2 separate regions of the Homo sapiens genome follow, and region 1 is linked to region 2. Evidence: read pairs that join two places in POLR2A ChIA-PET (ENCODE). Cell type or tissue: Panc1. All regions are shown on one strand. Links, peaks and the distances in the headings refer to the core of each region. The heading gives the core; the rest is flanking DNA.

What was found. ChIA-PET counts read pairs that join two places held together with the same protein. Peaks named below come from ENCODE experiments on the same cell type or tissue, not always from the same donor. Only the 100,000 strongest peaks of a DNase experiment are listed, where the experiment ranks them.
Region 1: POLR2A ChIA-PET joins it to region 2 with 5 read pairs; 2 of 35 experiments call an interaction of 5 or more read pairs at or near these places.

The regions. Positions count from the first base shown.
Region 1 is chr1:162,904,628-162,907,551 of GRCh38, reverse strand. No RefSeq gene overlaps it. Among named protein-coding and RNA genes, the nearest start is that of CCDC190, 45 kb to the right of the region's middle. In Panc1, for the core only: no CTCF peak of the experiment used is centred there; a DNase peak (open chromatin) is centred at 1,651.
Region 2 is chr1:163,189,636-163,192,559 of GRCh38, reverse strand. All of the region lies in intron 1 of RGS5 (regulator of G protein signaling 5), which reads left to right. The region is part of intron 2 of RGS5-AS1 (RGS5 antisense RNA 1); the gene reads right to left. Among named protein-coding and RNA genes, the nearest start is that of RGS5, 12 kb to the left of the region's middle. In Panc1, for the core only: no CTCF peak of the experiment used is centred there; no DNase peak of the experiment used is centred there.

The DNA.
Region 1 (2,924 bases), core at 303-2,802, 290 kb after region 2:
TCTACAAGAGATTTTTTGGGTCCACCTTTTACAGAGGAGGAAAATGGGTTCAGAAGGATTCAGTAACTTGTTCCAAGCCACATAATTAATAAGAGACCTTTCTAAAATTAATTCCTTTTCCATTAGGCCTCATTGACTCCTACCTTCAGAAGGGTACCCACTTTTAAGGCCAGTGATAGAAAAAAACCCTTTGCTCCTATGAGACGTCTCAAGGGCTTGATCCAAAGTGGTTTTGGAATTTGAATATCTAACACCTAGTCTGGTCTACCTGGCGTGCATCCACACCTCATTCATCTCAGGAATATTGTTCTGTGCTGTTCAGTGCTATAGTCTCTAACCACGTATGTGGCTAATGAGCAACTGAAATGTGGCTAGTCCTAACTGAGATGTGGAGTAAGTGTAGATTACATACCAGATTTCAAAAACTTAGTATGAAAAGAATAATATAAAATATCTCAATAATTTTCATATTGATGAATGTTGAAATTACAGTATATTATTAAAATTAATTTTCATTGTTTCTTCTTTTTTGTCTTGTGGCTACTAGAAATTTTAAAATTAGATGTATGGCTTGCTTGATATTCCTGTTGGATAGTGCTACTACAGCTTTTTAGTCCAATTCAATGTTCATTGTCTAGGCACCAAGCTACAAATAGAGGGGACACACACAAAATGCACAAGCCACAATTCTTGCTCCTCAATGAGCTTACAGCCATAAGGAAAAAAATGGATACACACACTAACAATTGTAGTACCAGGGAGCATGTGCAATCTATTACAGCATATAGATAGGTAATGTTACAAGAGCCCTCCCTAACCTCAGAGGTCAGTATTCTCCCGTCAAAGTGCTCTCTAATCAACCCATCAACACATGAAACAGTATTGTTGTGACTAAGGGTGTGTGATTTAGAACCACAAAGACCCAGATCCTGATCCCACTATTTACTAGCTCTGTGGCTTTGGCTGAGTAGTTCTCTGATGAGATTTTAGAATGCAGATAAAAATATCTGTTTCACCTGCCTCAGAAGGTTGCTACAAAAGTGGGTTGATAGAGACGTACCTTAATCTCATAAAGATTAAGTGAATTAACAAGAGTCTCTTATTAAGTTTGGGCTGCTATGACAAAATACCATAAACTGGGTGGCTTATAAACAACAGAAACTTATTTCTCACTGTTTTGGAGGCTGGGAAGTCATTTCCTCATAGATAGCACCTTCTACTTGTGTCCTTTTATGGTGGAAAGGATGAGGCAGCTCTCTGGGGCCTCTTCTAAAATGGCGTTTATCCTGTGGATGATGGCTCCCCTGCCCCCACACGACCTAATCATCTCCCAAAGGCCCCATCTCATAATATTATCACATCGGCAGTTAGGCTTTAACATATGAACTTTGAGGGGAGCACAAACATTCAGATCATAGAAATGGGCAAAGCACTTAGCACAGGGCCTGGCACACAGTAACTGGTACTCAGTTAAGTATTCCAATATTGATTTCTAAGTGGGGCTTACCATCATCCCTAATTACCTCACTCATTTACTTGTTACATGTTTTTTGTTTATCTCCCCCACTAGAAGGTCAGTTTCATAAAGATAAAAACTTTACTTAACACCCCTACATGTTCCACACCTAATCAAGAGCTTGACACACAGTGACACACAGGCTTTCAACAAATATTGCTTGAATGAGTCATTGGCCTTAAAAGCTATAAGCTCACAGCATGGAGAGTCTCATGAGGACAGAAAGCAGCAAGTTAAATACCAGGCTAAATCTGGGATTTTTTTTTCATCATATTTTCTTAGTAGCAAATTATTCATTTACCCCTAAACAGAGAACTGTTTGTGGGGGATAAATACCTTGAAAAATTGATAGAGTTGAGCATGAGACCTCCAAGATGCATTCCTAAACAGTGCTATGGGCTAGCTGGGCTGGATTCTGCTTTGCTCTGTGTGTCTGCAAGCAGATGTTTGCTTATAAGCAGAATAGATTAGAGGCCATAGAGGAAGAAAAAATTAGAATGAGACAGCTGCCATCCAGAAATAAATTTGGAACCAAAATTAATGTCTGAGAGGAATGTTTAAGAAACCTTGTCTTGTGGTGCACAATGCAAATGCTCTTTACAGCATCCCCAGCATCCCCACTAAGCCCATCGTTAAAGACCATTCCTTGTTAATGCACTGTGGGGCTGGAGCTGTGTGAAAGAAAGTGATGCAATGTTGGGTCTGGCCTCAGAATGAAAATACAATATGCCATGGCCTCACTAGGCAATGGACCTGCAGCTGAAAGTGGAATTATCCTCTGAGTGAGAGGACAGGGAAAAGGTATCCCAGAAATAAGAGAAAAGGGAATGAAGCAGAGGCACTAATGTCTATCATGTGAGATGGAGGGCATGTGGGTGTCCTGCTAGAGTGAGGAAGGAAGCAGTATCCCTTATTGGGAGCAGAACAATGACCCCCTAGGGATCTATCCAGAACAGAGAGAGACACTCTCACCTCTGAGCAGCAGAGCCTAGCTTAAGTTGCTCAAAAAGCACAGGGCGACAAAGTAGTGGTACCTAGCTCAGGCTGGATGAAAGATTGCTCATCTCCAGACGGTGCAGCCTGACAGCTCTAGTGCTTATCACCAAGGCACTAGGCTATGGCTTGGCTAGAACCATGTGAGTTGAGAGTGAGGCTGTTGTACCAACTAAAGATAGATACAAAGACTGTGCCCTTCCCTAGGCCTGTGGGAAGTTAAATGAGCTGAGGAAGCCGGTTTAACAATGACATTGTTAGGCACCAAGCCAGAGATCACAGGGCTCATTACCCATCCAGCCACCATTAACTGGATGAAGCTTCTTGGCAATGCAGGTTAAAATTTGGCCCAAATGTGATAAGCCTAAGTATCCCGCTGGAGTAAGCCCTTTCTTCTGGGCTGAAGCTCGCCACA
Region 2 (2,924 bases), core at 117-2,616:
TGGTAGGAAGAAACATTTTTCTTTCACAAAGATGAACGTAGATTGATGGGAATTTTTTCCACTTTAAGGCGAATAGGTCTTTTCTATCTCCATAGTTTGGATTTTATACTAAGTGGGAAAAACAAACTTTTTCTCTCTCCTCACACAACACTTCACTTCTGACACCCAATGTGTGGGATTTCCCCACCAAGAAATTCTCCAACATTTTGTAGGCACCAAGGGTGTGTTCTACAATTCAATTCAACTCTGACACTATCTACTTGGAGTTAACGTCATATCCCATAGGTTAAGGGCTCAGCCCCACAAGACTGCCCCCCACTTCAGATGCCAGTTGTAAGTTCAGCTATAAATTGGGGTTTCCTGTAATCCCTTCTTTAGCTTCAATAATTTATATAATGTCTCATAAGACACGGGAAAACATTTTTACTTTTACTGATTTATCGTAAAGGCTATTGCAAAAGATACAGTTGCAAAGGATACAGTTGAACAACCAAATGAGGAAGTACATAGAGCAAGGTATATGGGAAGGGGCACAGAGCCTCTGTGACTTCTTCAGGCACACCACCCTCCTAGCCCCTTGATGCATTTTTGTTCACCAACCCAGAAGCTCTCTGAACCCTGCATTTTAGAGATTTTTATGGGGGCTTCATTACTTAGTATATTTGATTATTAACTCAAGCTTCAGCCCCTCTTCTCTCCCCAGAGGAAGCTTTGTTGAAAGCTCCAAGCTTCTCATCATAGTTTGGTTTTTCTAGTGACCAACCCTTATCCAGGAGGCCACCAAGAGTTGCCTCATTAGAGCAAAACGTGGTCCTCTTACCCAGGAATTTCCAAGGGATTTAGGAGCTCTGTGTAAAGAACCAGGGTCAGAAACCAAGTATTAGAATAAAAGGTGCTCCTAGCACCATTATCACTCAGGAAATTAGAAGAGTTTTAGCAACTTTGTGCCAAGAGTTTATGGCCAGAGACCATGGGTTAGACTATGGCATAATAAGAAACGCACTCATGAAGGCAGTAAGCCAGCCCTTCACACCTTCACTGCTCCCATTTTAGACAACCAATGTTTCAGTTACTTGTTTCACTTCTCCATTAAACTGTTACTCTGAAGAGGATATCTATCTGCTCATTGTTGGACATTACAGGCTATACTGTGTGTTCCTTGGTCTGAATAAATGATGGCTGGCTACCCAAATTGCTGCACTATCTTTTTTTTTTTATAGCATTTTGAGCATTTGCATCTGACACTTCATAAGCAAAACGCACTCTAGGGTCAGTGGCTATTCCTGTCAAGACCCATTTGTAGCCCTCCAAGGCTACTGGCGTCAGTCTCACTTGCCAGCTATGTTCCTGCCCTTCCCACCCAAGAATCTGCCACATAGCCATCGGCAGTCTCTGTCTCTTTTGCTGACAAACAGGACAGTTCTTACTGGCATTTTGTTTTTCAGAGTGTGCAAGAAGAGTATGTCCAGATTTAGTCCATCTCTGCCTTGCTGTAGTACTCCCATGTCCACTCATTTCATGGACCCAGGTGGCCGTCACAGGAGAGCACACAGGGATATATATATATATGTATTGATCCAATCACCTTTCAAACCTGAAAGGGACTTCTGATGGTCATCAGCATGTCCTACTTTAATGAACCCCTTGAATTCCCATAGTCATTTCCATAAAGCTGTGCCCCATGTGGGTATCCCTTTAATGGGCTAGGCTTCCACTGACCATATAGCCAGGCAATTGGCCACTGCCCATGAGTCAGTAAAAACTGAAACACAGGGGCTTTCATCATTGTTAAATTCTTCCGTCATTGCTAGGAAAACAACATGCAATTCAGCCCACTGGGCTCACCTGTTTTTATCTTCTTTGATAGGAGTGACAGCCTTCCAACAGGATGCTGTCCATACACCGTGGAACTACTGTCCACAAACCAAGTAACTGTTAGTCAGTCGAGCACTGTTTATAGGGTATTGTCTAAATGATGATAGAGTTTGGCAGCTCCTCACGCAGTTCCATAGTCAGTCCTAAGGGAAAAGGGGCTCCCTGCTGGTATCTTCTCCTTGCATTCTCCAGGTAGTATGATCTTGTGTAAGATCCTGTTCATTTTACTATGGAACTTTTCCAGGCACTGCCATCCCCATTAGAGTGTTTCTCTGATATCACCAAGACACCATGGGTATTTCAGGTTTCAAGATTATTTTATGTCCTTCAGTTATAAAGGTAGTTTAAATTAATGTCCAATAGCAAGCTAATAATTGACCCTCAAATGGAAATTCTCTAGTCCAAAATCCTCATAGTTGTCACGGGGAGGCACTCACAGGCTTTTGCTATAAGCCTCAGTCTAAGCTCTGTATAGGGCTTTCAAACAAAGAATATGTGCATTCAGCCTCTACTCTATATTGCTTGGGCTTGAGCAATCTTATTGGTTCTAATTTAGTGTGTTCAATTAGCATTGTTTGGAGAGCAGATTTACATGTCTTCTGTGTTACAATACTAGGTAGGGGAAATACTCCCCAGTCAGAGACAATGTTGATCCCCATAATATAACCACTTCACACAGAGCCTGCTTAAACATTCCAACTTTCATAATTCTATCAAATTCAAATATTTTCATAACTATCAAATTTCAAATTCTATCAAATCTCAAGTTTTTCTGTTCTCTCAATTTCATTGTAGCTTAAGTGAGGACTTTACCAGTGGGTTTTGGTACCACGGTGCATGAGACTCCTGTTTCTAGGAGCTCTGGAAACTTTTCTTCTCTACTCTCTGACCATTTACCCACTCATAGCAAAAGGCTTTGGGTTCCCACAAGGGGGTCAAGCCCAGAGACCCTGACCCCTTTATTAATCTTTATCTCAATTGAGTGGTCTAACTTTTGCTCCAAGCAATTGCAGGTCATATTTCTCCTTGTAATCTTAGTCTTCTGGCTT